Regions from separate parts of the Mus musculus genome. Here all the other regions are linked to region 1. A link is a loop called in an ENCODE intact Hi-C map of the cell type or tissue named here. Cell type or tissue: left cerebral cortex. All regions are shown on one strand. Each heading gives the region's core, and the rest is flanking DNA. Links, peaks and the distances in the headings are about the cores only.

Region 1 (7,678 bases), core at 814-5,813:
ACATGGAGGTGCAAATGTAGGCAAGAAGAAGACATCACAGCCCCCGGAGCTGGAGTCCCTGGTGTCAATGAGCTGCAGGATTTGGCTGCTAGGAAGCATGCTGGTGTTCTCTGCAAGAGCAGCAAGCTCTTAACTACTGAGCCATCTCTCAGCCCCAGGCTGCACTGCACCTTAAATACAGTCTATAATCACTGGAAAACCCAAGGCTTGATGGTTTGGGGATGTTTTGTTTAGTTTTTCCATACAGCTGTAGAAATTATAAAGTCAGGAGCACTGGTCGAGCAAAGGTCATGTTCTGAACCAAGACCACACTCCCAGTATGGTAAGAAACCTACAGAAGCATTCAATGGCTCAGGGGCATGGGTAGGCAGTGGTTTTGTTTTTGTTTTTGCTTTTGCTTTTTTAATGGCTGTTCTGAGCTATGAACACTTGTTTGTGCCAAAACATTGAATAAACAGAGCTCTTGACATTTGACAGGAGGATTAAGTAAGCCCCCTGGGGCTGGAGAGATGGTTTAGTTGGTAAAGAACTTGCTTTGAAAGCATGAGAACCTGAGTTCTAGCCCCAGAATCTACACTGAAAAGAACTGCCCGATTTTTATTTTTAATAAAGTTATTTTTTTATTCACTGCAAAATATTTAAAAATAACAAAACAGAACTGGGCACAGTTGCTCCTGCCTTAATTCCTGTACTCCAGAGGTAGAAGCAAGTGGATCCCTGTGAGTTGAAAGCCAGCCTGTCTCTTAGCATTCTAGTCCAGCCAAAACTACACAGTAAGACCTTGTCTCAAGAAGGGAGTATGGTGGGGTAGTCGAAGTGTGATGGCTATGTTTGTTTATGGGTATGTGATGTTTATAACCCCAGTGCTGCAGAGCTGAATATGAACATATTCCTGTGGGTTGTTAACAAACCCACACAACCTCACTGGTGAGTTCCAGGCAAGGGAGAGACCATATCTTAAGCAACAAGGGAGATGGAACACACACACATACATAGACACACACACACACATGGCAATATCATCTCTCTGGTACTCTACCTACAAGGGCCTGGAAAGTCCTCAGTGACAAAAATCACCCTGCATCCAAATCTGAGATTGTTCATCCTATCTACTTGCCTTACTCACTCCTCCCTTAAAACTATACTACAAGGACGTGAAGATGTCTGTATACCCGGATCAAAGTCCCACTGGGTAATTCAAACAAATGAATCTCTCGGTTTCCTGGTTTCTCTTGTCTCCACAATGGGATTGACAACAGTGTTTATTTCAGGGGGTCTGCTATGAGGATCAGATAAGGAGACTATGTACACACAAAGGGGCTAGGCCACCTTGTAAACATTTCAGAGATATTTGATAAAAATCATTTTGTGGTGCTGCATTTAAAGAATAAAGAAACCAAACTCAGTGAGGTGAATTAGCTGACTGAAAGGGAGATGTCAGAATCTAGAATGGAATCCATGGATATCAAAGGGCAAGTGTCTTTGGGGTAGAACCTATATATAGCCACATAACTTCCATCATTTTAATGGTGTTAACAGACTCCAAATTTCTGGTCTTTTTCTTTTTCTTTTTCTTTCTTTTTTTTCTTTCTTTCTTTCTTTTTTTTTTTTTTTTTTTTTTTTTTTTTTTAGTATTACATGACATCTTGGGAAGGCAGTATTTGAGAATTTACAGGCCTCCAGGAAATCTCTAGCCTAACAAGGAAACATGAAAGTACATGAGTCAGCTAAAGGCATCTCCCTGGGTCTGCTCCTCCTTCCACCGTGGAAGGAGAAGGGAGAAAGACAGAGGATAGAGGGAAAAATGGAGACAGGGAGATGGAGTCTGGGAAGGAAGGAAGGAAGGAAGGAAGGAAGGAAGGAAGGAAGGAAGGCAGGGAGGGAGGGAGGGAGGGAGGGAGGGAGGGAGGGAGGGAGGGAGGGAGGGAGGGAGGGAGGGGAGGGAGGGAGGGAGGGGAGGGGAGGGAGGGAGGGAGGGAGGGAGGGGAGGGAGGGAGGGAGGGAGGGAGGGAGGGAGGGAGGGAGGGAGGAAGGAAGGAGAAGTGTTTTTAGAAAGGACTGCTGAGATAGATCAGTGAATAATGCTAACCTGTACATATGGACTGTGGCATAAGGTCTCTCTCTCTCTCACACACACACACACACACACACAAACACACACAAATTTAAGAAAATAAAAATAAAGCCAAGCCTATATACTTATTCATTGATTCCAAGACTTCTAGAGCTCCTGTTTGATAAACATCATGACTACTGGAAATAAAGAGACCTGTGCCCCCTTGTTGAAAGTTACATCAAAGAACAATGCTGTGGCTTTGTGCCCCAGTCCATAGACAGACATTTTGAACACCAGCGGTTTTAAACATCAAGGTCTAAGACACTAAAGTGAATGTTTTTCTTAAATGTTAGAGAAGAAAATCCAGAGAGTGTGCGTATATTCAGACTCACCAAGCATTCGAGGGCTATCTTCTGCGGACCAACTATTGTTCTAGGTGCTAAGTTTACTATTAAACTACAAGACACACAGAGACACTGATTCCAAGAAAGGTCTTGCCTCCCGGGGAGGGGGGGGGCACCTTCCTAATCAATAACCCACCATATGTTTAATTACATTAGTGATAAGTGCAGTGGCAAGGACCACACTGAGCTGATAAGGGGTATGGCAGGTAGGACGAGCCTTCCTAAGGAAGGCAGTTGGGCAGAGTTGTTCCAAGAGGAGAGACAGGGAGAAGAGAGACTCGTAAGTAAGGACAGATTCAGGTAAGGGGAGCAGGAAACAGGCCAGCAAGGAGGAAGAGAATGGCTTTAGGGTACACACTGAGTGACTCTGGAAGTCAGTTTTTTCTCCCTGGCTACTAAACTCACCGAGAAGATTACCTGCCTTTGCTCTTATTAAACCTTCTCCAGTCGGTGTCAGAAAGAGGCCATGCCACAGAGGAGAGCAGGGCTTGCCACAGAGAGGACGACTCAGGACTGCTGCACACAATTCTGTTGAGTATGGGCCTCACCCCACTGCTAGAAACAAGATTAATCCATGTCTAGAATAGGAGAACTCTCATCTTTCCTTCTCCACACTCGGCAGCCAATACTAAGATCCAACAAGCAGACTCAGAGCCCCTCACCCCAACTCCAGCAGACACATCCTATAGATTTAGTGATGAGGCTTCCAAAGCCCCAGTTTGATTGATGGGTTTTTAATGATCCATCTGATTCTCTAACTCCTTACTAAGAAAGCAATGAAGATGGAAACTTAGATGTCTTCTCGCTCCACATACAAAGAAATACAATGTACTTTAAAAATCACTTGGGTAATCTTAAAGCTATTCATCAGACAGTCTAAAAAACAATGGCTTCTTTACCAGGTAGCTGTCATGATTGGCAATTGGTGTGCAGGGGGGGAAACCTTCTACTCAGCTTAACAAGGCCCTCTACTGGCGGTCCCTAAAAACTGTCTAAATGTGAAATCCTTCCCTTGCTTTCTGTAAGCTACTTTGAATATTCCCTATTATAAAGCTCCTCACATTCCTGAGCTGGAAGCATAATTGACAGGAAAAGGAGGAAAGTGAAAAATCACTGCCTCTTTTGCAGCCCATCCATTTATCTGTTCACAAAAGCACATTGCTCCAAGCCTGCCATTTGCCTGTCTCTAATGAGGCTATTCCAGACGTCAGAGGAACACAGAAAGAAGGGTGTTTCCTACAGTCAGAAGGTGCTGAGGGTTCATGGTACCACAGAAACAGATATGAATGAATGCTGTTTGCCAACTACAATAAACGAGAGCATTTCTGTTTACCCGAATGGGAGTAATTGAATATAATTAAGACACATGGGAAGCAGGCATTTCAAATTACTCCTGATTTGGCGCAATTAATAATTAACTTCTCCCCTTAGACAATTGAGAGAGAAAAAAGGCATTCTCTGGTGACTTGAGACTCTATTTTCTGAGAAGAATGCTTTTAAAGGACGTTCATTTCTGACTTATTTGTCAAAGGGATCCATGAGCAGCTGCACTTAGCCAGAGGTGGGAAACTGTGAGTTGTTTTACATGAGGCAACTTATCACAGTTTTAAATTTTTGGGTTTTTTTTTTGTTTTTGTTTGTTTGTTTTTCTTTTGTTTTTTGTTTGTTTGTTTGTTTGTTTGTTTGTTTGTTTTCGAGACAGGGTTTCTCTGTTTAGCCCTGGCTGTCTTGGAACTCACTCTGTAGACCAGGCTGGCCTCGAACTCAGAAATCTGCCTACCTCTGCCTCCCGAGTGCTGGGATTAAAGGAGTGCACCACCACGCCTGGCTCAAAATTATGGGTTTTTATATTTGCATATAATCATCTTTTTATTTTTAAAATTAAATACACTAGGCTTTAGAAAGGATCATTCTCTCTCTCCCTCCCTCCCCCCTCTCTCTCTGTGTAGTAGAGTCCTGTCTCTCTGTCTCCCGCCACTGTCCCCCCCCCCATTGCCCCCATTTCTCCTTGTACCCTCCCCCAAACTCTTAGCTGCTTTCAAGTTCCATGTGTCCTTTTCTCCCCCCTCCCCCAGCTCTTCTTCATTGCAATAATTTCACCCTACCTTGATCTCTTTTCTGTCTGTTTGTTTTAGACTGTAGCTACATTTATGCCAATTTTAATATACACATATGTACATTACAGGCTAGGATTCACACGTAAGTGAGAATATGCAGCTTTCTCCTTTCTGAATTAGGGTCACCTCCCTTAATATTATTATACTTTCCAAGTCCATTCATTTCCCTGAAACTTTCATGATTTCATTTTTCTTTACAGCTGGATAAAATTCCGTTGGGTATATATATGTACTATGCTCTTATTATCCATTCATTTGTTGAGGGACATCTAGACTGGCTCCAATTCCCTGTTACTGTGAACAGAGCAGCAGTGAGCATGTGCGAGTAATAACTTAGGGGAAAGTGTTAATAGAAAGGAAATGTGATCATAATAAATGATCTGACTCAGCAGTGAAAAAAAAAAATACAGGGACCCTTCTGTTTCCACATTCTATAGCTGCAGATTGAAACACCAGGAGTCTGAAAGTACTTCAGCAAGGCTGACACGATGTCTCAGTGGATAAAGGTGCTTGCCACACAGGTCTGGTGACTTGAATTAGGTTCCATGAACCCATGTAAAGGCAGAAGGGGAAGTGACTGAGTCAAGTTGCCTCCAACCTGCATAGGCACAACAGTGTGTGTGCTTGTGCAGGACTCCCCATTGGAAAGAGCATTTACTGACCTAGCACCCACGTTAGGTGGCTCGCGACAACCTGTAACTCCAGCTTCAGAATATCCTACGGGAAGGCCTTTTCTGGTCTTTGGGGACACCCGTACTCATGTCTGTCTGTCTGTCTATCCATTTCTGTGTCTGTTTCTGTTTCTCTGTCTCTGTGTGCATCCTTCTCTCACATATACATATGTACAGACACACACACAATATTTAAAGTATTAATGAAAAAGAAAATATTTGATGAAAAACAAGAGGTTCACCAATCATTTCCAGACCCTTTTTGTGGTCATTATTCCCTAACAAATAAAACATGGAAATTACACGGTGTTCTCATTGTGTTCTCATAAGTAATCTAGCGATGATCTGAAGCCTAAAGAAGGATGTGCCTAGGCTACGTACAGATTCCACGTCATTGTATATCTCGGAGGGTCACCGATTTGAGGTTCCTGAAGGGGACTTGGAACCCTGAAACCAGTTCCTCATGGACACTAAGGAAGATCTATACTTGTAAACATGATAAAATAGGCACCAGATATATTTTTAAGCAAAACTGTAATGCAATCACACCAGTGATCAGGGAGGTGGGGAAAGCTATATGGTTATCTATCATAATTAGAAATAATTTGCCATATAACTTTGACAAAGAAACATTACCTGGCAGTATCACCACAAAACTGGACCTGCCAAAATTCTATCATGGAATAAGGAGAGTCTCCGAAAGCCTCCAATCCCTGAGCATCTATAGGTAGCTAATGGTCACTGGTGGCGGGAGAGACCTTTTCTTCAGTGGTATAACCTTGGTCATCCTTGCTCCTGTAAGCAACCCTAATGAAACTCACTACCACCTCCCCTAAAGGTAGGAAGGAAAGGAGGAAGGAAGGAAGGAAGGAAGGAAGGAAGGAAGGAAGGAAGGAAGGAAGGAAAGAGTGAGAAAGGAGAATTAGAAGAGTGCATGGTGAGAAGAGAAGGGGTATCAGCAGGAATGGAAGAGGAAAACCATTGTCACATATAATGTATATATGCTAATAAAACAAAAATTTTAAATGGGGATAGAAGCAGCTTAAATGGCAGAAAATAATTTTGTGCCAAAGGAAAGGCCTGAGGAATGGGATACAGAGGGGTAGTCAGGGGAACACAAGATATGAGAAGCCAAAGCCACGCACAATCACTCCTTATCAGCACTGGGGCAATGTCGCTTACTTCTGAAATTCACAGCATGAAAGCATGCAGCTACATAAACGTTTCAGCATTGTTCTGCTTTCTAAGTTGGCCATTTTGCCTTCATACATACACCTATGTGTGCATGTTCACAGGTGCATGGGTACACTCTGTGTGTGTGTGTGTGTGTGTGTGCGCGTGCGCGCGCGCGCGTACACGCGCGCAGAGAAATCCACTTGATATTGGAGCTCATCCTCCATTGTTCTTCCACCTGACTCAATGAGGCAGGGTCTTCCAGACAAACCCAGAGCTTGCCCATATGACTAGCCTCCCTAACCAGCTTCCTCCAGGATCCTATCTCCACTGTCTGGGGCTGGAATTGGAGGGTGGCCGACATGCCAATCTGGCATTTATGTGGGTTCTTGTGACCCAAACTCTGGTCCTATTGCTTCCATGGCAAGTGCTGTATCCACTGAGCCATCTTCCCAGGCCACTAAGTTGAATTTTAAAGTGTGTAAAATACAGTAACCACAGACAATGGAATGATTTGGGGTATCGTTTGAACAGGTCTGGATCAGGTCTACGCTTCCAGATTCAATTTACCAAATGAAGCGTGTAGTCTTTGTGAGGCAGTTTGTCAGACAGGCATTTGACAGTAACACTTGTTCCCACATTTCAGAAATAACAGCTCTTCCTTCATTCAACACCATCATATTCATAGCTGTGTTATTATCCAGGCTTATGTTCCAAAACGGGCTTGGGACTTTACTCCTGAACTCAGTCCACTGGATTCTCACAGTGCATCCAAAGTCAATTCAAAGGGCTCACTAATCCAGTAATGTTTATTTCTAAGAGGAGAGATCAGGTTTCTTAGTCTGAAAAATACCAGGATTAATTTATGGAACAATAGGGAAGTACCTTGTATAATTAAGGCTTCCAAACTGACAGGACGCAGTTTGTTAGACAAGTGTGTTTCGAGGCATGGTAAACGTGTGGGTCATGCTCTGTGCACCCAAGAGATGTATTCTTTCATCTGTTAAGGAAGTGCAGTTGGGAGTCTGAAATTCTAAAGGCATTTCACCTTGTAAGATTAGAAAATGGAGAAAGAATGCTCTTGTTGTGTTGCTTCTGTTTAAGCAGTCCGGTGACTTTGCCCAGTGTTCAGCCTAAAGCTTTCTGGCTGTTTAAATCTCTGGATGTGATTCAGTCGGTAGAACAATTGCTTAGCATGCATGAGGTCCTGGACTTGATCCCTTAGCACCACATACACTGGGCATGGCTGTGCATACC
Region 2 (7,678 bases), core at 1,033-6,032, 260 kb before region 1:
CTTGGAAGGCAAAGAGGAGAAATTCCATGAATGAACTCAACTAACATCCCAGCCTCACCAAAAAGCCTCTAGGTTTGGTTGAACATATCTACCCCAATTAATAAGGTAAAAGAGTGGACCCCTCCCCCAACACACACACACACACACACACACACACACACACACACATACACACACACATACACACACATACACACACACACACACACACATACACACACACGAGAGAGAGAGAGAGAGAGAGAGAGAGAGAGAGAGAGTGAGAGAGAAACATGTATGATTAAAGTAAGCAAACAATAACAAAAAACCCAAACAAACAAACAAAAAGAGGTCAAAAGATAAGATGGAACAGCCTTTCTGAAGCTCAATGCCTAGAAGGTAAGACCACATATAAACAGCCATGGTACACAACAATTGAGAGGTTAACTGCCAGGGAATAAAATGTTCCAAACAACCTAAAAATGATGCTTTGACAACAACTGTAAAATGAGACTAGATTCCCACATTCGCAGTCTTTCTGGCCTTCCTTTATCAATCCATCTCTAGTAAATAGAAGCCCTCAAATAATAATGATACAATTACAAAATATCATGGGAAGAAGAGAGACTCCCTCTACAGACTGGCTTATGCCAGTTGTTTTGCTTATCTTTGTCCTTGAGTTACTAACTGACCAAAATCAAGTTGGACTGGGAGATAGCTAGTTAGTAGAGTACTTGTCTTGCAAGCATGAGGACTTGACTTCAATCCCCAGAACCGGTATAAAGGTGTATGAGCTTGTAATCCCCATACTGAGCAGGAGATAGCAGCTTCTCAGGGCTCACTGGCCAGCCAGTCTGGCCTACTTCATGAGTTTCAGGTCAATGTCCAAGCAGAATAACATGGGCTTTACCTTTGACCTCTACTTATGTATGCATATATGAGCATGCATACCTCCATGTTAGGTTGTTATCTACTGCTGTCATAAAAACCAGGAACTTGGTGAGAAAGGATGAGTTTTGTTTATATAGCCCATGTCACTATCCATTGACAAAAACCAAGGCAGGAACCTGGAGACAGAAACTGAGGCAGAAGCCATGTAGAAACATGATTTATTGGCTTATTCAGCCTACTTTCTTATATAACTCAGGAACATGTGTTCAGTGGTAACACTGCCCTTAGTGGGCTGGCCCTTCCCATGTCAAACATTAATCAAGAAAATACCTCCACAGACTTGTCCACTTGCTAACCTGATGGAGGTATTTTCTCAGTAGAGGTTCCTAATTCCAGAAATCTCTAGTTTGTGTCAAGCTGAAAAATGAACCAGAACACCTTGCCTTATGCCTACCTACACACATGTAAACACACATAAACATTCACCCATATGGTGAATAACAACACAGGTACACACAGAGATACACAAACACACACAAGAACCAATGAGATGAAGGTTTGGAAAGAGTGCCTACTGCCTAAGCATGTATTGAATACAATGTCTTACTTTTGTGTTTCTGAGGACAGGAAACTATGAGAAGTGAGGAGGAGGTCACATGAGGAACAGCACTCCAGAACCCAGATTGAGGCATTAGTGAACACTTGGGAATACAGCTCCTTAGAGACTGATCAGTCAGAATATCCCTTATGTAAGAGGGCATTCAGACATAAACTTACTATGACCCTGAAGGTCTCTTGTGTTCCCCAGCAAAAGATAAAATTACATGTGGGTGAGGCTGATGAATCAACTAGAAAATGGAGGCACAGAATATATGAGAACTCTGGACACAAGGCCTCCGAGAAGAGAAATGGACCCTTAAATCACAGAAAAGAAAGCAAAGGAAATCAATTGTTTAAAAATAAAGGACTTGGTTTCAGTGTGGTGGTGCACACTTTTAATTTCAGAACTTGGGATGCTCAGGAAGAAAAATGAGTTTGATGCTAGCTTGGGGTATATAGTAAGTTCAAGGCTAAGTGGGCTACATAGTGAAATCTAATCAAGTTTGAGCTGCTACTAATGAGACTCTGTTTGTGTGTGTGTGTGTGTGTGTGTGTGTGTGTGTATAAATATATACATGCATACATACACAAATGAACACACACATACACATACACTTAGATGCAAGTAAGTTACACTCAAAAAAGTTTCAGAAAACATTAGTTTATTCCCAAGGCTGATTCACAAAAGTTTTTGGTGTGCATACATAATTCACATAGATGAGACATAGAATATATATGAGTGCATAATGTAAAACAGATATCTTATATATTATATATAATACACATAATAATACTGAACTAAAATGTTACACAAATGCATGTAACTATAATTGGTAAAGATTTACCCAAATTCTTTCTTTTGGAGAGAGATAAACCATTTCCCAGCCTCCTGTGCAGTTAAGAGTTCTGGCCAATGAACTCAAAGTACAGAGAATGTATCAAAATATAACCCTGCCCTATAACTATATTCATATTAGAATATCACACAACCCTATAAATATTTACATATCAAAATATCACACTGACTCATAAACGCATCATTGGAAATAAAAATTATTTTAAGAGCACTAAGACAAATTACATCACTCATACAGCCTTTCCTATCTGAACAATCAATCAGTCTAATATACCTATGAAAGCCCATTCAACGTATCATGTTTTGTCATATTCAAAATAACCTCTCTTAAAAGTCCTGAAAAGAATTTTCAATCAGCAGTTGCCTCCAAGTTAACATCCATATATGGATCACACTATCAAGGTACAAGGTAAATCACAATAAAATAAATAGTTTCAATGAGTGCCTCAGATTGCAAAGACTGATGGACTCCAGCTGACCCAGCAAGGCAAGAGGATGTCCAAGAGCACACAACATGAGAGCACACAAAATGCAGGTCCCAGGTTTAGAAATATATTCTCCAAAACACCATACCACTCAATTCTAGAATCCTGAATTCCTAAGACTCTTTCTGCTAATTCATTTCTCCCCACGTCCTCTCTCCTCTTTGAGAATCACATTACAGGGAAGGGAAGGTCTGAGAGGGCCAGCTGGATTCTGACTTTTCTGATATCCCTAAGTTTTCAAACCAACCAGTCACTTTACAACCCAGTAACTAATTTCCCTCAACCCCTGCTACTTTTCATTCAGACTCTATTCATGTACTAAATTCCAAAGCATGTTAAACGGAATTGAACATATCTTATTCATCTTTATTCAAAGGCAAACCCAGGCTTCCATCACATTTTTTTAAAATGATCAAAATCAGGCACAATGGATTGTTGGCACAAGTCTCATTTTTGCAAATAAAAATTCATACTCACCTGGGAGACATTTCCATCTGCTTCTGTTGGTCTGGTTTCCACATCTGAACTTTAATTATTACATGTAGGCATATCACCCATATCTTCTACCAAAAGATAATCCTGCCTTACTTCATCAAAAGGTGATACCAAAATAATAAAGTAAGATATTTTTCCCAAATCACAGCTTATAATCCAGGCAGCAGTATATAAACTAGGTAAGAAGATAAATATAAGAACTTAAAATAAAACAAATTTTAGAAAAATATTACAAATTTTATTCTCACTGCACTGAGGATGAAGTCTCATAGTTACATACTCTCTAGTTACAGATATAGTCATGCACATGAGCCATCTATTCTGTGAAATCCCCAAATCCAATCCTTATGAATGGGGACATATTGGAATTAGTATGAAAAATAATGGTGAAAGTAAAAACAGTAGTATAAAAATATTAAGCACATACATGTTGGCCAGACATATGGAGATCAAAGAACATATGTTTGTGGTATAGCATAGTAGGCCAGTATATATTAGCATGGAATCTGGCAGAGACAAACCTGGCTTGCATCAAAGTCCTGATGAAATAGCCAAAACCTCAGTATAGTATCCAGACACTTCCTCTTGGCCACACCCCACCTCTGATTCCCCCACCCCCTACCAAAGTAGCTAGATAACTGATTCATTCCATTTTCATCCAGATGGTGGGCGTCCTGAACAGACTTTGGATGCTGACGGAGTCTTGGGCATGCTTATTCAACGAGCCTTGAAAGGCATTATTCACTAATTTCATGTGGAAATGAAATTTCAACTTCCCATTGTGTACAAATAACTTGCCCACTTAGGCCACATACAAAAAAAAAAGTGCTTTTTTTTTTTTCCTTTGCCAGGCAGGAGGAGACGGCTGGAATGTAAAAGCCTTCCAGTGTGTGTCTCTGGCTCAGACCCAAGATGGCATATGGCAGTGCCACCAACCTCCTCCATAGGAAATCTTGGGTAACACTTTAAGCAAGTCCTGATAATGTGATTTACAAAGCACTCATTGGACGGATGGTGTCTGCCTCTATTTTCCTTCAAAGCAGGATACTCACTACAGACACAGACAGACAATATGCAGATATGCACACAGACACACAGACACACAGACACACACACACACACACACACACACACATCTTTTAATGTTGACTCTCTTATAGAAAAGAAAATTTGGACTAAGAATCTCCAGTTTGTGAATTTTCCAAAATATCTTACCTTACTATTCTCTTGGTCAAGAATTGAATCTTCAACAAATTTTTCCCTTTCTGCTTCTTGTGTGGAACCAGCAGGCACAGTTAACTGGCTTCTGGAGAGACTTTTGGGTCTTTCAATTTAACCCCTAGGCTCTGTCTGGAGCATTCCAGTGTTGGACTGTGAACTATGCCTGCTTCCTGCAGCTTCTTTACAGGAACTGTTTGCTGCTCAATATCAGAGGGATTGTTTCCCTCCCTTGTTTGGATTTTATGTCCCAGTTCACAGGGCTTCTGAACAGCAATCAATAAGCACCCATATGGAGACAACCCTCTCTCGCCCCCACCATTCCCATAAGGAACACGTAGTGTCTTAAAGACACCATCAAAATTCAGTAAAGACTTTCATCTCTGGAATCTGACTTTGGACCTTTCCCAAGAAGCCTTGTTTGGATAGTGTTTGCACAATGTAATTTGTATTTATAAACATGGCCCTTTATCTAGTCTTCAGCAGCTCATATAAGAAGCCCTGTTCCTGGGTCTGACATTTTTTACAGAGGAAGTTCCCAGAGCTGTAAGATAGGGCTGATGATGGAGTCTTCTCTCCTGATTTGGGGTTAGAAGGCTTTTTCTCCTCTTGTCCTGTCACTGATGCTGTATATATCTGTCTGCAAAAATTGGGGCTCTTTCAGCCCCATGGCTGTAAGAGGATGGATACATCTTCCTCAGCCTCCCCTCACAAACAGATTTCGCAATAAGCTGAGTGATGCAGGGGGATTTTAGGTATGGAAATTATAAAACAACAACAATAAAAAACACAGTTAAGACAAAAAAAAAACAGTCCAATTTCTATTTTTAGTTCTTTGACCCATTTTTGAAAAGAAGCAAATGCTGTCAGTATCAAATTTCATTAAAGAGCATGTTTTATTTTTCTAAACAGTTAAATTAACAGTCCATTTAGAAAGGTCAACTTCTGACTTACTCTTGAAATTACATTCTGCTAGAACTAAAGGGCTCTGGCCTTTCACTTAACAGATGCGATCATCTTTTTACAAGCAAGACACTTACTCCAGGGCTGGGGAAAGGACTCTGAGGATTCTCCCATGGGGCCTGACGACCTAGGTTTGCCCATCAGTGCCCACATATTGGAAAGAGAACAACTTTCACAGTTTTATGCTGACCTTGTCCCATGAACACCCAAACACACACACACACACACACACACAGAGAGAGAGAGAGAGAGAGAGAGAGAGAGAGAGAGAGAGAGAGAGAGAGAAACAGACAGAGAGACAGACAGAGATACAGACAGATAGACACAGAGACAGACACAGAAAGACAGAGATGAATAGGAAGTACTTTTGAAAAAAAAATGACAATCAAAAGCCTTTACAGATCCCAATTGGACACTATACATTAAGAACAAATCGAGAGTTTACTTTTCTTCCATGATATCTTGTAGGTGATCACTGGGAAGGTTTTTTTAGCAGCTTATGTGACAAAGTGCTCCATACAAAAGATCAGAATATTGTGAATGTCGGTATTGGTTGATTACAAAACTAAAGTACTGTGGTAAGCTAGGGTGTGTAGCTCACCACCCCTCAAAAAATGAAATACTGTTTCTATTTTAGATTTTAAAGTATTCGGTGTTCTTAGATGTCCACATTACATTTAAATAAAAAGGTATGTGAGTCCTTTGAAGATGTAAAAAAAAAAATTACAAACCTGAGTTTTAATCTTCAGGGGCAGGAACTGCTCACTGGCACTGTACATGAACTGAGCTGTTCAAGAGTCATGTTCTGGGGTTTGTTTGTATGCTTTGTTGTTTTGTTTTGAGTAAAAAGAACATTCTAGATGAATGATGGCTTCATGATGTGAGGCCCAGGAAAGGAACCCACTCACTGCAGCTGCAAATTGCAGGATTGCCCAGTGTTTTGACTATGGAGCAGCCAGAGCCCTGAGAAATGCTTGCCCCACTAGCTACCTAACGGCAGTTCAGGTAGTGGAGAAAAAAAATCCCCACCACTGACTTTGCTTTTGATTCCACCCAGTAGCTATGGAAACTATCTTTCAGAAGTCAATTGGTCCCCATTCCCTGCAAAACACACAAAATGAAACTATTTCTTACCCTGCTCATAGAGGCCAGGGTTGAAAGCTTCATTTTTCAACCCTGTCCACTTATCTACGTCCTCTCCAGCCTGAGCTTGGGTATTTTATGAGCTGAACCTATGCTGTTTGATGGATGCTTGGATTTAAATAAGGACAAACTTAAAGCCATTTCTAAATTAGGCTGCAAAGAGTGGCGATATCTAGATGACATAAACATTTGTGAGCTCCAATTCTCATGTTCCAAGAAATACAAAATCTGCCTCCTAAGATCTCTCTCTCTCTCTCTCTCTCTCACTTGCTCTCACTCTCTCTCTCTCTCTCTCTCTCTCTCTCTCTCACACACACACACACACACACACACACACATACACACACCACAGACAGGCACTTGCACTTGAACCCCCTTCAATGTCCTGTCACTGACCCACGCATTTATTTATTTTTTTCTTACTGTCAACATACTCTGCAGCCAAGGAGCTATGATCCACAGTCCGGAGCTGCTTTTAAGATTTGTCTTTTGTGGGCTGCAGATATGGTTCAGTTGGTGGAATGCTCGCCCTGTGTGCATGAAGTCTTAAGTTCCAACCCTAGCACGGCATAAGCCTGGCACGGTCATTCACACCCCAAATCCCACTGCAAAGCAGGTAGAGGAAGGAAGATCTGACATTTAATTTACTCTTGGCTCCACAGTTTAGGCAATCATGAGATATAGGAGACCCTCTCTCAGAAAGTCAAAAATTAATTATTGATTGATCTATTGATTTGAGACTCTCTCAACAGGAAAATGGTTGATAAACTGGAAAAGGAAAATACAGACTGAATCAAGCATGGGCTGGACCTAGGCCCCCTGCACATATGTAGCAGATGTGCAGCTTGGTCTTCATGTAGGTCTCCCAACAACTGGAGCAGGGGCTGTCCCTGACTCTGTTATCTGCCTATGGATCCTGTTCCCCTAACTGGGTTGCCTTGTCTGGCCTCAGTGGGAAAGGATGTACATAGTCCTGCAGTGACTTCATGTTCTAGGGCTGGTTGGTACACAGGTGGGGGTGGGGCTTCCCCTCTACAGAAGAGGAAGG
Region 3 (7,678 bases), core at 1,308-6,307, 280 kb before region 1:
CCTGTAACTCAACAATCCTCCTGTCTCCACCTCCTCAGAGTTCCAATTCTGGTATGCACAAGCACACCCAGCATGTGTGGGTCTTGAGGATCGAACCCATGTCCTTCAGCTTGCACCCCAACAGTTTCATAAGTGAGCTATCTCTCTAGCCCCCTAATATTCTTTATAAATGTTTTATGGAGCCTTCATTCACAACTGGGGAAATTGGTAGAGCTTCAGCTTTCCCATACTATGTCATCATCTTTCTTTTATCATTTCCTTTCCCCTCCAACCTCCCCTATGCCGGTGCCCCATTCTGGCTGGCCCCCTCCCTTTCTTCCAGAGATCACACTTCCTTCTACTTCCTTACCACATGGTCTCACTTCCCTTCCCCATCAGCTCTCTTCTTTCCTCCATCATGATCTCCTTTCCAGTTTCATAGCACACATATAAATAAACACATTTATATATGAGATTTTTACCTTACACCAAAACATGTCTAATGGAAATTGAGTTAGTCTACAGGATAATAAGAATGGTGTCTTTCTACTGTTCAGGTGGATCCTCTTTGTGTATTAACAAAAACTGAGGTACACTGAAGACTCAAAGGCAGGATACAGTGAGCCAGCAAAATAGGACATAGGTTATATAATCTGTCAGAAGGAAGACAAACTGGGGAAAATAACTAAAGAGAACTGTAAACCAATTAAGTGTGTTTCCCTGAAGAACTAGGCAAAAAAAAAAAAAATACCCAAGATACTGGAAGTTAGTCTCCCAAAACATTCCTTAATGGAACAAAAAAATCTCAGATCAAGCTGTTCCCTTGGATACAGTAAACAATAGTTACTGGGATATAAATCCAGACTGGCCTTTCCCCCAAGTTGGGGTTCACATTCCATGTATGTGTATGGGTCAATCTGCACACATAGGTTCAAGCCTGCTATTAACAAGGAACTTTTCTCCATGAAATGTAGAGTCCTACATTGGATTGTAGATCACAGATGGGTCATGGTGATAGCTTAGTAAAGTCTGGGATTTAATTTACAGTAAGTCAATAAAATTGATCTCTCTGTTAGGGTGATTTTACCATATCCATACAAGTTGTTGATATTAGGGGGAGGTGGATGAAGGGCTTAGATGTACAGTTTGTGTAGATCTAATGATACTCCAAAATGTAGAGTTTATTACAAGTGAAACTCTCTTGGACTAAGAGGAAGCTCGTGTGGTTAATGCTTGCTATGTAGCCATGGGGACCTACCTGGGAGTTCTATTCCAGAATCCATCTAAAAACTCAGACATGGTGGGATGTGTTTATAAACCCAGTGGTTGGGAGGTTGGGACAGGCAGATCCCTTGAGCTTGCTGATTGGCCAACCCAGTCTATTTGGTGAGCTCCAGGCCAGTGAACGACCAACCCTATCTCACAACACAAGGTAAAAGCTATTTAAGGAATGACAGCCAGGCTTGTTCTCTGCCCTCCAGGGCTGTCTACACAGTAGTGAGCTGTCCCGCTACAGAAGACATAGCTTACCACTCACACTTCTATGGTTTTCCAACTTGCTTTCCTAACCTTGCCCAAAGATACTTGGAGGTGGCTGCCTCAAATTGTTTCAACATTTGCCGAGTCTCTCTTGTGTTTTGATTCCTAGCACAACAGCGTGATATGCCTTTCCAAAACTATGTCAGTATGTTTCTGGTCCCCTGGGAACTTCAGTTACATTCAGCATCTAGCCTGTAGCCCTAGTCTCTTACATTCTCCATCAAGAGAAGCAGGGGACCAGTGACTCTAATGAACTTCTTCCTCTTCTTCATGGATGAACTGTCACTTAGCTCTCATGGGATCAAATGGAAGCAGCTTTGGGGGGGGCTACAAATACCCCACTACCTTTTCATAGAGAATAGAATCTTCTACTGAAAATCCACACCCCTGCCACTGTCTTGCCAGAAGAGGGGCAAAGCAAGATTGCTGTGCTAGTTTCTTCTCAGAAATCACAACAGCAGTTAATTCACAAGCACAGGGTCCCTGGGAGCCCAGACAGTCACCTCGGCTGTCACAGTGGCACCCCAGCAGATACTCAAGCAAAGAAAATGGTCTATAAAATGAAGTTTAGATGGACCAAAAAATTACATATTGATTTTTTGGGGGATATCATTCAGAACTACAAGGAAACATCAGTTTTCCTAAGAAGCCAAGCTGGAAAGGACAGGGTGAAATACCTTGTAGATCCTGGGCAGGGAGAGAATAAAGGGCAACTACATTAGGAAACACACAGAGGTTCTTTCTGTAATGCATTTGGCTTACCTTTGAATAACAGAGAAGTTTGAGTTATATTCAGTTGTCCTTATGTAAAAATGTAAATTTGTATGTTTACAGACTTGGCCTGATCATCCAATTCAGATTCTCAAACTATAGCCCTCCACCCTTTGAACATTTGAGTATTCTTTCAAATCTGGACTCGGGGTCTGCCCATCTGTCTGTGTCTCACTGTCTGTGTCTCTCTGACCTTTCGTAGCAAAGCTATCTAAACTGAAATAACTACATCATTTACAAAGATATGATCATGGAGTTGGCTACAAGCAAATATTTGGCTTCCACATGCTTTGCTGGTACTGAATGGTTTTGGAGCCAGAGCTCTCAGGACAGGAGAATGACAGGAAGGGAGAAGAGCCAAAACTCACCATGGCCCCTTGGCTTGTCCTTTGGGCAACTTCTCTCTGCAGCCTGGCCACAGCCAGCTTCTCCCTGTAGAGGCAAAAGCATGTGATCAGGTGACTGTCCTCAAGGCTCAGGTACCCCCAAATGGCTGGGAAGTATGAGAGCTCCATCCTCTCCTTCCCTCTTTCCCTCCACCATACTTAGTATTAAATATTTAAAGTAATTGGTCACTGGGGCATCGTCTCTGCCCAGCATCACAGCACTGGATCTTTTGTTTGGGAATTCATAATAGAGGAATACATATTGAATGCTAGGTTAAGCAGTGTTCCACTAACCTCATCTGCATATATCCTTTGTCACTTATGTTGCTGAGGCTATTTCATTAGTACTTCAGAATTGGCTTTGCTTATAGATTTTTAATTGTTTGCTCTTTCCCTCTATAGGCAAGCTGAATTTTAAAAGCAAACAAAACATAACTCCACACCATTCTTGAAATGTCCTGTTCTCCTATGAGCTTGAGAGCTGCTCATTCTATTTAGAATACATGTGTGTGTATGTGTGTGTGTAATATTATATACATATATTGTATATTACATATTATTTATCATATATAGAGTGGAGGAAACTGAGGGTGAACATAGCTAAGTGAACCACTGAGCTCTGAAATGGGACACGATAGGATCAAATGTTGGCTTTCCTTACATCAAAGTCTAAACTAAAGACTCTGACCATTGTTTTCAAAGGTCTAAGAAATTTTTAAAAATAAAGATTTTAAATCCAGATCTGGTGTCAGTGAGATGAGCCAGGAGGTAAAGGTGCTTGCTTGGGAGACCTGGGGGCCTGAGATTGATTTGTTACCTGTGGGACCCGCATTGGGAAAGAGAGAAATGACCCCTGAAACCCAGTCTCTGGATTCCACTTAAATATACACACACAATAATTAAATACATGTTAAATCAGGTTTAGTGTCTGCACTTCATAATGGGATTCATTTCACATTCTTCACAACTAATTATACTTCCAATATATAGAATAGTCACTAAAATGTTAAGAATGCTTATGATAATACATGCATTTTGAGCAGCTTTTCAGTTTTTAAAAAAGTGAACAGCTGACAGAGAGGTAATTAGTAGCAGCTACCCAGCTCCCAGTCTTAGTGAAGACTGCCCTCAAATCCCTCTCCGCCTAGTGAGATGAAGTGTTTGAATGGCACTTCATCCCTCCTCCACTACAGCTGTGATCACTCACAGGCGTTCTGGGGGTGGGGGGGGGAGGGAGGATGCTCCATCCCCAGGTTGGTGAGATAAAGAATTTCCTGCCTCCAATGGCTGTGAGACACATGACCACAAAACCAAAGAAACAAAACCAACTTTCTAGGCTAAGTAGGCCAATGAAGTGCTTGCCTTGCAAGCATGAGGATCTGAATTGGATTCTACAACACATGGAGAAAGCCAGGGGTGGTGCCATGGGACCCAGAAGCCATCCACTGTCACTTCAGTATGCCCCTCCCTCCAGCTTGCTGCAACATTAACTGGCTTATGTTTTGTATTTCTTACCCAGAAAACCCCGTTTTGTTCTGACCTTCCCTGACCCCTGACTATAATAATTTTATTTCCCTCTTCTACAATGATCTCCGAAAGGCAATAGGGATGGGGGGGGGGGCAGGGGAAGACAGAGAGACAACACGTATGTGTAAGAGAGTGTGTATGTGACAAAGACAGAGTGTATGTGAGAAAGAGAGAGAAAGGGATGGGAGGGAGGGATGTTGAGGGAGGGAGGGAGAGAGAGAGAGAGGTCCCACTGTGTCTCAGTACCCCAATGACACTCACTCTCTGTGCTGTGACCAGTTTGAATTTCTGCAGACCAGCACTTCCTTCACCAAGAGACTTCTCTGATGAAGTCTGACTGCTGTACTAACTTTAGAAAGGAGTCAAAAGTGGAGACACGAGCTGGTGGGAGAGTAGACCTGGGATGGACAAGTCAGGGGAGGAATTGGAGAGTGAATATGATAAACTACCTTGAATACACATATGAAATGCTTGAAGAATTAATTAAAATGTTACTTAAAAAAAAGAAGAAGCTCTGACAATCAGGTTCAACAAATCCAATCCAGAATAATGTCCCCACAGAAGAAACTGATGGTGTAGGTCTGGAGAGATGGCTCAGTGGATAAAGCACAAGCATGAGGACCTGAGTTCAAATCTCTGAATGTCTGAAATGTCAGTTCCGTAGGAGCCAGAGGCAGAAAGATCCCTGGGCCTTGCTGGCTGCCATCCTAGATCCAAGTTCAGTGACAGACCTTGTCTCAAGAGATTATGGCAGACAGTAATAGAACAGGACGACGGGGACATTCTTTTCTCTTCTTAAGTAAATACATAAAAGAAGGAGGGCTGCGTCAAAATAACCTATGTGTTTGCAGGTACTTAGAAGCACTCATACGTTATAGCAACCATTGCGGAAATCAAAGCTTGGGACTCAATTTGTAGGCAAATATCTACTCTAGGAGATGTTACTCCAGAGAGGAAAAAGGGGAAGTTACTCCAGCTAGGCAAAGTTAGAATGCAGATTCGGCCTTGAATAGTGCTGTTATAATTAATTAATACAGTAATTTAGAACATAATGAAAAAATTAGAATGAGAAGCACCAAAAAGATGACTGCCACAGGAATACTAAATCCTGTTCTCTCCATGAAATAATGTCAAGATGACAGCACAAAAAGTGATCTAGCTGCAGAGGTGGTGGCAGCATCCGTACTGTGTCTTCCCTTTTCCTATACAGTGACGGTTGTGGGATCAAGTCACAGACTCAATCAGGGTTCCAGAAACAAACAGCCCAGTAGCTTTCATCAATAATCTAGTTGGCCCTAGACATCCTGGCACACCATGCCTTCCAAACTGTAGGTGCAAAACGGCTGTGAAGCCAGTTGGGACCAGCTTCTTTTTCATGCTAATTGAAAGTTCTTACAAACAGTTTTGTGTAAAAAGAAAAAAAAACAAAATATTAAATAAATAAACAAAGAATGCTTGCCTTTCAAGCTCCCCACAGCAAATGTACATTCACGCTCCCGTCTGAAGGGTTTAGTTCTCCTGCTGACAAGAGACAACTGCAATTGCATGACACGTCCCTATTTTGTTCTGCTGCAAAGTCGGGAGCTCATTATGAAGCTGGTACTGAGTTTATGATTACAAAAGCAATGCCTGCGGATGTGTGATCAAAAGCCATGGATCCTTATCTCCAGAACAGGGACAAAGCACGATATCAAAAACACACAACAAATCAGACAGCGTGCCCACTTCCCTTCCGGTTCAGTGAAACGGAATTTGGAACTCAGGAAGAAATAGATCCTCTCTTCATAACACACTTTAAACCCCAATGGAGAATTAGTCTCAGGTTGCTAAAGTCCTTTGCTGTAACTCCAGGGGAGATGGTACATTGGGGAAGAGGCCTTGCTCTGCAAGCATGAGGACCCATGTTCCAATCTGTGACACCCATTAAAAGCCAGGCATGGCCACACGTGTGCCTGTCACCCCACGGCTGTGGGGAGCAGACATGGGAGGACTGGTGGGGCTTGAGGACCACCAACCTGACTCTAGGTTCACTGAAAGACCCTGTGTGACAAGAATAAGAAGGACAGTGATAGAGGAGGGTACCCAACATCTTCCTCTGGCCCCAACCCAAAACAGTAATAGAGGGAGATGAATCCTCCTTTAATGTGAGCCATGGGTCTTGAGAACACCACTGGCAGATCTGCAAGAAAGCCCAGGCAAGAATGCATGCCCCTGCCCCCAATGAAACCAAGGAAATTTGTAAAATTTGAAAATACCCGCAAGGCTCCTGTATTGAGAGAATACTTCTCAAAGAGAAGGTGCCCAGAAATAGGGGGCTGTGTTCAGTGTGTGAAGACTGGAGAACAGACTTGGGGTTCCACAGAGCCTTCTTGTGCACCAGAGTTGATTCCAGAATTACTAGTCATTAGCTTCTCTAAGAGGGACCCACAACTCCTACACCTACTGAGCAGGAAGAATGGATACTGAGACTCTGTCTCAAACTAAATCAATAAAAATTATAAAATTATTAAATTATAAAATTATAATTAAAAATTATATGATTATAGGATAAACATACATATAATTGTTAGATGTATGCAGAGATGTTGTAAGGCTTGTTTTCATTTGAATGTCTGTTTGCAGCTATGTAGATGCACATGTGGATCTTGACATAAGCCAGCAGGTGTCAAGTCTCCTAGAGCTGGAGTGACAGGCTGTCATGAGTCCCCGAAATATGAGTGCTAGGAGCTGGACTCAGGAGCTCTGCAAAAACAGCACAAGTTTCTAGCCATCAACCCTCTCTCCAGTACCAATAAAGAGCAATTTTTAAAACAAAAAATTAAAATGAGTGGCACAGTTTCATCCTTTAGCAAATACCGTTCATGCTTGGCAAACAAGGGCAGGAACCGTAGGCTCCCATCTCTGCTTCTGCAATGCTGTGATGTCACATGGGGGTAGCCTCTGGCAAGCCACTCCCATGACAGAATAAAAATGGCAAACACTACCACTGCATTGCTACATAAGAAGTTTAACCCCATATATCCTCAGAATGGTCAAAGAGCCCCAAGACCTTCTAAACACCACTAACATGAAGTAATGCCCACGCGTCATATGAAAGCACACAACGTGTGTGCAAACAGGACAAAACCCCGTCTCTCCCTAGCCAAAAGCTTAAATATGACTATTATTACCTTTCACTAAATTCATAGAATGGGGACATATAGATAGATATACACACATTTGTTAAAATCATTACTTATGCCTGTGTATATGCATCTATCTTTGTGTGCATGTAACCTTTATGTTTAAGCATGTGAGCCTATGAGAGTGTGTGCATGTATGTGTGTGTATTCAGTGTATGTGTGCGTATTCAATATTGTGTCTCTGTGTGTATTCAATGTGAATGTATGTATATTTAGTGTGTGTGTGTGTGTGTTCAATGTATTTGCATGTTCTTGAACATTTAGAAAACAGAGGACTACCTCAGATATCACATA

The links. Peaks named below come from ENCODE experiments on the same cell type or tissue, not always from the same donor. Only the 100,000 strongest peaks of a DNase experiment are listed, where the experiment ranks them.
Region 2: it touches region 1 in a loop (2.5-fold over the local background); 2 of 42 quality-filtered maps call a loop at or near these places.
Region 3: a loop joins it to region 1, with 2.4 times the contacts of the local background. A loop is called at or near these places in 2 of 42 quality-filtered maps.

Annotation. Positions count from the first base shown.
Region 1 is chr1:126,723,189-126,730,866 of GRCm38, forward strand. All of the region lies in intron 1 of Nckap5 (NCK-associated protein 5), which reads right to left. Among named protein-coding and RNA genes, the nearest start is that of Nckap5, 100 kb to the right of the region's middle. In left cerebral cortex, for the core only: a CTCF peak has its summit at 3,435 (motif pointing left); DNase peaks (open chromatin) are centred at 890 and 3,425.
Region 2 is chr1:126,466,141-126,473,818 of GRCm38, forward strand. The region is part of intron 3 of Nckap5 (NCK-associated protein 5); the gene reads right to left. Among named protein-coding and RNA genes, the nearest start is that of Nckap5, 360 kb to the right of the region's middle. In left cerebral cortex, for the core only: no CTCF peak of the experiment used is centred there; DNase peaks (open chromatin) are centred at 3,978 and 4,208.
Region 3 is chr1:126,445,797-126,453,474 of GRCm38, forward strand. Nckap5 (NCK-associated protein 5) reads right to left here. Exons shown (of 17, transcript NM_001081756.1): 4 at 2,658-2,721. Among named protein-coding and RNA genes, the nearest start is that of Nckap5, 380 kb to the right of the region's middle. In left cerebral cortex, for the core only: no CTCF peak of the experiment used is centred there; a DNase peak (open chromatin) is centred at 3,848.